2 separate regions of the Homo sapiens genome follow, and region 2 is linked to region 1. Evidence: read pairs that join two places in POLR2A ChIA-PET (ENCODE). Cell type or tissue: OCI-LY7. All regions are shown on one strand.

Region 1 (5,000 bases):
CACTTTGGTTTTTAACTTAATTACATAAATCTAGATTGGGCCTTGCTTTAGCAATTAATGAGAAAATACTAGGCGCTTTAGCTGACCTCAGAGCTAATTTGAGTCATGAAGATGATTTAGCAGCTAAGCGTGTTAGCATGAGCTCTGGGCTGCTTTGATACGGAAGTGCTGTTTGGTGTAAAGGAGGCTGTGGTCTCCCTGCACTCTTGTGTTGCAAGGGCGCATAATTACAGATGAAGCAAAAGGATAGCACATATTTATGAACCCAGTTGGAAGCAGCATTTTGTTGCATAATTTCAATGATTCCCTATAAAGATATGTAATACTAAATTTCAGGCCTGGCGTGGTGGCTCACACCTGTAATCCCAGCACTTTTGGAGGGCAAGGCGGGCATATCACCTGAGGTCAGGAGTTTGAGACCAGCCTGGCCAACATGGTGAAACCCTGTCTTTAATTAGCCGGGCATTGTGGCGCACGCTTGTAATCCCAGCTACTCGTGAGGCTGAGGCAGGAGAATCACTTGAATCCAGGAGGCGGAGGTTGCAGTGAGCAGAGATGGCACCACTGCACTCCAACCTGGGCAACAGAGCAAGACTCCACTCAAAAAAATAATACATACATACATAAAATAAATTTCAGGCATCAATTAAGACCTCATGTTCTAGAGCCAGACCATGGTGGGTTTAGATCCTTGGTCTGCTTGTATTCACTGCAAGCCTCTGAAAGACTGTCACAACCTCTGTAGGCCTCAGTTTCCTCCTCTGTAAGATGGTGAGAGTAATACCACCTCATAGGCTATGAGGACATGCTGAGAATTCACTGATCCAGCACATTGATATTGAAATGCTACTGTGTGCTGTTGCAGACACAACACCTTATACATAAGAGAGTGTATGAAAAATTAGCCTTAGCCATTGGTATTAATATCACTGTTACTGGCCGGGTGCGTGCGGTGGCTCACACCTGTAATCCCAGCACTTTGGGAAGCCAAGGCGGGTGGACCACTTGAGGTCAGGAGTTCAAGACCAGCCTGGCCAATATGGTGAAACCTGGTCTCTGCTAAAAATACAAAAATTAGCTGGGCATGGTGGCACGTGCCTGTAATCCCAGCTACTCAGGAGGCTGAGGCAGGAGAATCGCTTGAACACAGGAGGTGGAGGTTGCAGTGAGCAGAGATCACACCACTGTACTCCAGCCTGGGCAAAAGAGCGAGACTCTGTCTCCAGAAAAAAAAAAAAAATCACTGTTAACTGTTGCTCTCTTGCTTGCATCTTGATGTCACAGATGATCATGGTCATTAGTGATCGTTTTTTGTCTGTCCCTGCAGGAACCTAGTGCTGAAGACAGTAAAAAGGGTCCATTGACAGTTGCACAGAAAAAAGCCCAGAACATCATGGAGTCCTTTGAAAATCCATTTAGGATGGTGAGTAGTAGTTTTGTCAGGGCTGACAGGATATGCAGAGATGCCTACAGCTGTACATGCTTTTACCTGGGAAGGAAGCCTCTGAAGCCAGTGTGTCGGCTGCCCTGGTGTCCTGGCAAAGACGCTGACAAGGCACCAGCAACCCCCCATCTGAGCGCTTCTGCCCCGTGGCTCTAGATTCCGTTCCCGGCAGCGTTTCACACAGCCATTTCCTTCCTCCAGTTTCTGCCCTCACTGGGACACCGTGCTCCCGTCTCTCAGGCAGCGAAGTTCGATCCATCAACCAAAATCTATGAAGTAAGTGGACTTGTCACCTGTTCTAAAAGAGACTTTTTTTTTTTTTTTTTTTTTTTGAGATGGAGTCTCGCTTTGTCACCCAGGCTGGAGTGCAGAGGCACAATCTTGACTCACTGCAACCTCCACCTCCCAGGTTCAAGCAGTTCTGCCTCAGCCTCCCAAGTAGCTGGGATTACAGGCACCTGCTGTCATGCCCGGCTAATTTTTGTAGAGATGGGGTTTCACCATGTTGACCAGGCTGGTCTCGAACTCCTGACCTCAGGTGATCCACCCGCCTTGGCCTCCCAAAGTGCTGGGACTACAGACGTGAGCTACTGCGCCTGGCCCTAAAAGAGACTTTCTAAGAAAAGGGGATTTCTTAATTATTCATACCAGGTTTCTGTTTTAGACAAGCCTATCTCATCTGTGAATCCCGTGAAAATGAATGCAAAAGCCCTTTATTTTCTAGCATTGTTTCTAGGGAAAGGGTCCAGAACTTCAGTGAGATTCTTAAAAGCACTTGGGCTGGGCATGGTGGCTCACGCCTGTAATCCCAGCACTTTGAGAGGCCGAGGCGGGCGGATCATGAGGTCAGGAGATCGAAACCATCCTGGCTAACATGGTGAAACCCCGTCTCTACTAAAAATACAAAAAATTAGCCAGGCGTCGTGGCAGGCGCCTGTAGTCCCAGCTACTCGGGGGGCTGAGGCAGGAGAATCGCTTGAACCTGGGGGGCGGAGCTTGCAGTGAGCCGAGGTTGCGCCACTGCGCTCCAACCTGCGCGACAGAGCGAACTCTAGCCAAAAAAGAAAAAGAAAAGCACTTGGAAACTTTGTAAGAAACAAATCTTCATTTGCGGTTTTTAAATTGAGGTTTAATCTATATGTAGTAAAGTACACAAATATTAAATATACAGCTTGATGCATTTTTATAGATGTCTGTTACTTTAAGGCTCTTAAAGGTGACAGCTTTAATTTTAAAACACTCTATCTTACTTATCTGGCTTGTTTTTACCAGCATTATGAGTAAGAATGAGAGCACACCTCCCCTAGACCCTCTTGAGATGTTCCCCAGAGCCAGAACGTGAACTGTTGTTCGCAGCCTCCTTCCTCCCTTTAGGAAGCGTCTGCTCTGATGACATGGGCGACTGGCTTCCTCTGTGTGGCAGCAGAGCTCTTTTGTTAGGCAAAACCGAGAGGTCCCCCAGCCCCGTTCCTGTCCCTGAGTTAGCTTGCTATTTTTGGAAATGGGGAATCAGGTGGGGCTTCTGCCTTCTCTCCTCTTTTCCCCCCACGGGTTATGTCACACTGAACAACTGCACGTCCTGTGTGTTATGCCCAGTGTCACCTCCATGTGTTGTAACGCCATAGGTCCGTGGGGTGTCATAAAGAAACACAGCAGACTTGCGGAAGCCCAGCCTTGAGTCTGCTTCTGTCATTTACTGACCATGTCCCTTGGACAAGTTATTTACTCTCCCGGAGTCTGTTTGCTCATCTCTAAAGAGAGGGTGATGACAGTACCTTTTTCCCAGGGTTACAGAGGGATTGAATGAGATGATGGATGGCCCAGTGCCTGGAGGACAGTAGCACTTTGTCCTTAATAGGGATTTTAGCAATAAAGCCAGCATGAAATTTATTTTTCATGCCCTTAGATTTGAAAATTTATGACTTAGAATGTGTGTACTTCTTAGGTTAACCTGCCCTTCGTCACCTCATGAAAAGTAAGACAGACTTAGGTGGCTGACTTTGGAGGGTTTTTTTTGTTATATTTGCTTTCATTATAGATCAGCAACCGCTGGAAGCTGGCCCAGGTACAAGTACAAAAAGACTCTAAAGAAGCTGTCAAGAAGAAGGCAGCTGAGCAAACAGGTAACACTCACTTCCTTGCAACTCAGTCGGCTGTTAAAGAATGGCTGTTGCACACCCGCTGTTTCAGCCAAGTGCCAGATACGGCGATGAATGAAGCCCCTGTGGGGCTTCCCTTCTGCTGAGGGATGGTGGGCAATCAGTATCTATCCTGGCAGATGGCAGCAGGTGCTGTGCAGAGAGATTGGTGGGGAGTGCTGGAGGTGCTGTAGCTGTCTCGTTGGTGGTTGGAGAAGGCAGTCTAATGAATGCGACATTGACGAGACCTGCAGTGACCTAGAGAAGAGTTCTGGAGCCACAGCACAGCGAGCCCAGAGGCCCTGGGGCTAGTTCACTGGGCATGCTGAGCAGCAGCAAGTGGGCCTGCATGAGCAGAGCGGGTAGAGAAGAGCAGGAGATGGGGAAGGAGCCAGCAGAGGCCCACGGGATGACGCTGCCTTTTACTCTGAGTTCAGAAGCCAGGAGGGTGCTGAGCAGACGGGGGGAAGTGACTGACATGTGGCACTCTGGCTGCTGTGTCAACAGTAGACTATAGAGGACAGGATGGGAGTCCAGGAAGGGATAGGAGACATGGCAGTGGCTCAGGCGAGAGGGGATGGTGGCTTTGAGACCAGCGTGGGAGCAGAGGAGGTGGTGAGAAGCTGTCAGAGCCTTGATCTGTCCCATAGCAAAGCTGACAGCATTTGATGATGAGGTGGATGTGGCATGTGAGAAAAGGGAAGGGAACCTTGGATGAAGGTTTTGTCCTGAGCAGCTGGAAAGCTGGAGTTGCTGGCAGCCAAAGTAGCTGGTTTGAGCAGGTTTGTCCACGATGGTGATGGTGACGATCCTGTTAAACGCCCTCAGGTCCACAGGCCACTGAGCATTTAGGTTCACAGAAGAGGAGCAGGCAGGGCTGGGGAGGATCAGCTCACGTGTAGCTGAAGGTGGGCAGAGCACCTGAGCCTGAGCTCTGAGGCAGCCTGTCCTGCAGAGATGGGGGACCGGGGACCTGAGAGGGAGGAGGAATCAGCCGTGACAACCCCTGTGGCTAGGCCAAGTCGGAGGGGGATGGAGATGGAGGGGAGGGTGGTTGCTGGATTCACCAACTCCAGAGACAAGTTCTCTCCCTTGCAGCTGCCCGGGAACAGGCAAAGGAGGCGTGCAAAGCTGCAGCAGAACAGGCCATCTCCGTCCGACAGCAGGTCGTGGTATGTGCCAGCTTTTCTCCTTTTTCCTTTGAAAAACGATGCCCCTGCTTGTGGTCAGGATCTTCCTTGGATATCTTAGGGGGCTTGCCCTGTGCTTTATATTAAGTCCTGACTTCTTTCCGGTTCACCTTAGCTTGGCTATTAGTGTCTACCTCATTTCCGAAACCTCCACAAGATTGATATTGTAATTCCTCTTAACCTTCTTCCACTGTGTTTATGGTAAATATGCCAGACCACTCAACTGTA
Region 2 (5,000 bases), 880 kb before region 1:
GGAGTGCAGTGGCACGATCTCGGCTCACTGCAAGCTCCGCCTCCCGGGTTCATGCCATTCTCCTGCCTCAGCCTCCCGAGTAGCTGGGACTACAGGCGCCTGCCACCACACCTGGCTAATTTTTTGTATTTTTAGTGGAGACGGGGTTTCATCGTGTTAGCCAGGATGGTCTCGATCTCCTGACCTCGTGATCCGCCCACCTCGGCCTCCCAAAGTGCTGAGATTACAGGCATGAGCCACCAATATATATATTATATATATTATATAAATTATTATATATAATATATATAATATATTTTACATTATAAAAAAATATAGTATTATTTTTTATTTAAAAAAATTATTTATTTTTTTGAGTGCAGTGGCACCATCTCAGCTCACTGCAACCTCTACCTCCTGGGTTCAAGAGATTCTCCTGCCTCAGCTTCCCAAGTAGCTGGGATTACAGGCGTGTACCACCACGCCCGGCTACCTTTTATATTTTTAGTAGAGATGGGGTTTCGCCATGTTGGCCAGGCTGGTCTTGAACTCCTGGCCTCAAGTGATCCTCCCACCTCGGCTTCCCAAAGTGCTGACATTACAGGCGTGAGCCACCGCGCCTGGCCTTGGATTTGCATCGTTTAAAGACACCTCTGGCTGCTGGATGGAGAATGGCCTGGAAGGGCATGAGGGTAGGGAATGGCAGAGCAGTAAGGAGGCTCCTACCAACGGCCAGGAGCCCAGTGAGAATGGTGGCAGTGAACTGTGGGCCAGAGAGAGCAGATTCCAGAGATCTTTAGGAAGTAGGAGGCAGGTGGCCAGGTGTGGTGACTCATGCCTATAATCCCAGCACTTTGGGAGGCCGAGGCAGGTGGATCACTTAAGGCCAGGAGTTCGAGACCCACCTGGCCAACATGGCGATACCCCATCTCTACTAAATATACAAAAATTAGCCGGGCATAGTGGTGCATGCCTGTAATCCCAGTGACTTGGATGGCTGAGGCAGGAGGATTGCTTGAGCCCAAGAGGCGGAGGCTGCAGTGAGCTGAGATCCCACCACTGCACTCCAGCCTGGGCAACAGACTGAGATGCCGTCTCAAAATTTAAAAAGTAGTAGACAGGTGACTGGCATTGGACGTAGGTGGAGGAGGGCAAGGGAGGAGTCAGGAGTGACTCCTGGGTTCTGTCTATGGGGCTGCGTGTCTGTTGAATGAGATCAGAACTGCAGGGGAGCACATTTGGGGTTGAAAAGTCAGGAGCTCTATTCAGGACATTCTGCACTGGAGACCTGTGAGACACCCAGATTGCACGTCAAACAAGGGGGGTCCCCACAAAGGCAGTAGATGGACCCCTCTGCTGGGCCAAGCGCCCTGCACCCAGGCCTCTCACCTCCAGAGCCCAGGAACCTCTTGCCATCGGACACCACCGGATACTTGGTCTCCAGCCTGCGGTCTGGGTAGATGAGCTCCTCAGCAGAGAAGACCACCTGGCTCCTGGCCTGCCGGAACTTCTTCAGGAGCTCCCGGGGCCCCGATGCAAACAGCACGTCATAGCTGTGGCCAGAGCAGCGAGAAGACGGAGCAGGGCAAGGGTGAGCAGGGGCCCAGTGAGGGCACAGACAGGAGGGACCAGGGATCAAGTGCTCCACAAATGGCCCTCTGCCCACGCCAGCCTGGGCCACCATCTGGGAAATGGACCTGTCTCTGTCTGCAGCCCTGCCTGCCATGTTCCCACCCGCACCCTGGGCAAAGAGATGGTCCCCACAACATGTCATTCTTCTCTTACTTAAAGGGGGCCCATCACACTCATGGGTCACCTCCTCTTTATCTTTTCACCAAGCCTGGGAATGGGCTTTACTAAGACCGGGAATGGACACCCTAAAACTAGGCAACCTTAGCTAGAGTGGTCCCCCTTCTTCCCCGATGTTCTGGGAGGGCCTCATTTTAGAATATTCTTCTATCTTCCGCGGAGGGGCCCAGGCTAGGAAGCCCTGACCCACCTACCTGTCTGCGAAGAGAATGACCAGATCCTCCTTGTCTGCGTGCTTCTCCAGAGCTTTCTTCAGCAGCCGGACCTTCTGCCCTCCACCTGCCGACGTCCCCTTCTCCACATTCCAGTCCTCCCCTAGGCCAAGCGCCTGGAGAGAAACACCCCTTAACACGGGCTTTTGGTAAAGAAATATTTTTCCAGGGCTGGCCGTGGTGGCTCATGCTGGTAATCCCAGCACTTTGGGAGGCCGAGACGTGTGGACCACCTGAGGTCAGGAATTCAAGACCAGACTGGCCAACATGGCGAAACCCTGTCTCTACTAAAAACACAAAAATTAGCGGCGTGTGGTGGCACATGCCTCTAATTCCAGCTACTCGGGAGGCTAAAGTAGGAGAATTGCTTGAACCCGGGAGGTGGGGGTTCCAGTGAGCCGAAATCGCTCCATTGCACTTCAGCCTGGGAGACAGAGCAACACTCCGTCTCAAAAAAAGAGAAAAAGAAATAATTTTTTTGCTCCTGTGGGTCCAGCAACTCTGACCCTCCCCTGTAAGGAAACCATTCTCCACCTGTATGAGGATTAGCCGGTTCCTGGTGGTCATGTGACCATGCCTGTCCAATCAGAATGTCCCACCCTTCCTGCCCCTCCCACATCCGGAGATTTGAGCATGTGACCCCAGCATGGCCTATCAGCGCCTTCCCTGGGACTGTTCTGTGAAAAACAGAACAGTCTGCAGGCCTTTCCTAAAAAGGAAAGCCTGTCTCCTTCTGCTGAAGTTGAGAAACTGGGGCACATGAATCTGTGGCTGGTGGTCATCTTGCCACCACGATTAAAACAAACAGGGCCTAGAGATGGAAACACAAGGCCCTCACTTTGCTGCTTGAATCCCTGGATCCAGCCATGCCTGAAGCAACCCTCTGCTGCAACCCTCATTCATGTGAGCTGATACACTTGCTTGCTGACTTAATGCCACTAGATTGCAAGCTCTGTGTAAGCAATGACATGTTCTGTATTGTCCATCACCCTATTGCCAGTGCCCAACCTTGTGCCTGACATAAGGAAGCACTCAGGATACTCGTCTCCCTGCAGGGCTCAGCCCCATGGACTGCACACAGATGACACCAAGCCCATGCCAGTGGTCGATCGGGCATTAGCTCATGTTTCTTTTTTCTTTTATTTTCTTTTTTTTTTTTGAGACAGAGTTTCACTCTATTGCCCAGGCTGGAGTGCAGTGACGCCACCTCGGCTCACTGCAACCTCCGCCTCCCAGGTTCAAGTGATTCTCCCGCCTCAGCCTCCTAAGCAGCTGGGATTACAGGTGCGTGCCATCATGCCCAGCTAATTTTTTTATATTTTTAGTAGAGATGGGGTTTCGCCATGTTGGCCAGGCTGGTCTCGAACTCCTGACCTCAGTGGATCATCAGACTCCCAAAGTGCTGGGAATACAGGCGTGAGCCCCTGTGCGGGACCACTCATGTTTCTTTAGAGCAGTGTTTATAATACCGGGAAGATGTCTAGACCGTGCCCATCCCCAAATTACGGGGTGGTACTTGTGGAAATGCTGATCCCGAGGCCCTGTCCTCTAAACTAGCCTCTCAGCTGAGGCTCCTGCACACTAACATCTGAGCATTTCTTTAGCCAACTCTTTCCCTCTCCATCACCCCCTAGACTCATGCTGTGTCCTCTGCTGTGTCTTCCCATTCCCGACTAACTCATTTTCATCCTTCAGGCTTCCAGAAGCCTCCCCTGTGGCCCCAAGTCTATCTTAAGAGACGTGGTAGTTTGGAAAGGACACTAGCTCCTAGATCCTCCTGCCACCCCTCACTGTCTCTGCCTCACCCAGGAAACCCCTTACCTGGATCTTGTAGTTGAAGAACTGAGCTGAGCGCTTGAAGCGACGGAATCCCTCGGTCTCCTTAGTGGCCACCGTGAGGACTAAAAGGTTGTCTGCAGACAGAGGAGGGTATGGTGAATGGGAATGGAGGATGAGGGAGGTGACAGGGAGGAGGTCTTTGTTCCCAGTGACCTGTCAAATTCTGGCAGGAAGTGTCTTCATGTCAACCCATTACAGAACAGGGCCCAGGGAAGAAAGGATGATAGAGCAGGAAATAACCCAGGTCTCCTGAGTCTCCTCCAGGGCTCCCTCCACCCAGTAACTGACCGATATAGTTGGATATTTGTCCCCTCCAAATTGCACATTGAAATGTGATCCCCACTGTTGGAGGTGGGGCCCAGTGGGAGGTGTTTGGGTCACAGAGGTAGATCCCTCATGAATGGCTTGGTGCCATCTCCTTGGTAATGAGTGAGTTCTTGCTCTGAGTTCATGTGAGAGCTGGTTGGTTTTTATTTTTTTGAGACAGAGTCTCACTCTGTCACCCAGGCTGGAGTGCAGTGGCATGATCTCAGCTCACTGCAACCTCCACCTCCTGGGTTCAAGCTATTCTCCTGCCTCAGCCTCCCAAGTAGCTGGGACTACAGGCGGGTGCCACCACACCTGGCTAATTTTTATGTTTTTAGTAGACACGGGGCTTTGCCACGTTGGCCAGGCTGGTCTTGAACAGCTGACCTCTGGTGATCTGCTTCAGCCTCCGAAAGTGCTGGGATTACAAGCATGAGTCATCATGCCCGACCAAGAGAGCTGGGTTGTTTTTTTTGTTTGTTTGTTTGTTTTTGTTTTTTTTTTTTTGAGACAGCATCTCACTCTGTCACCGAAGCTGGAGTGCAGTGGCACAATCTCAACTCACTGCAACCTCCGCCTCCTGAGTAGCTGGGACTACAGGCACTCGCCACCATGCCCAGCTAATTTTTGTATTTTTAATAGAGGCGGGGTTTCATCATGTTGGCCAGGCTGGTCTCAAACTCCTGACCGCAAATGATCCACACGCCTTGGCCTCCCAAAGTGCCAGGATTACAGGCATGAGCCACCGTGCCCAGCAGAGAGCTGGTTGTTTAAAAGAGCCTTGCACTTCCTCCTCTCTCTTGCTCCAGCTCTCACCATGTGACATGCCTGCCATGAGTCAAAGCTTCCTGAGGC

The links. Peaks named below come from ENCODE experiments on the same cell type or tissue, not always from the same donor. Only the 100,000 strongest peaks of a DNase experiment are listed, where the experiment ranks them.
Region 2: POLR2A ChIA-PET joins it to region 1 with 5 read pairs; 1 of 35 experiments calls an interaction of 5 or more read pairs at or near these places.

The regions. Positions count from the first base shown.
Region 1 is chr1:11,070,654-11,075,653 of GRCh38, reverse strand. It overlaps EXOSC10 (exosome component 10), which reads left to right. Exons shown (of 25, transcript NM_001001998.3): 18 at 1,328-1,423; 19 at 1,646-1,720; 20 at 3,483-3,567; 21 at 4,681-4,754. Among named protein-coding and RNA genes, the nearest start is that of SRM, 13 kb to the right of the region's middle. RefSeq lists an enhancer at 2,638-2,687. In OCI-LY7, CTCF peaks have their summits at 2,657 and 2,856; a DNase peak (open chromatin) is centred at 2,873; H3K4me3 peaks cover 756 bases; H3K27ac peaks cover 1,593 bases.
Region 2 is chr1:11,946,889-11,951,888 of GRCh38, reverse strand. It overlaps PLOD1 (procollagen-lysine,2-oxoglutarate 5-dioxygenase 1), which reads right to left. Exons shown (of 19, transcript NM_000302.4): 2 at 3,822-3,913; 3 at 1,983-2,116; 4 at 1,369-1,532. Among named protein-coding and RNA genes, the nearest start is that of PLOD1, 15 kb to the right of the region's middle. In OCI-LY7, no CTCF peak of the experiment used is centred here; a DNase peak (open chromatin) is centred at 2,618.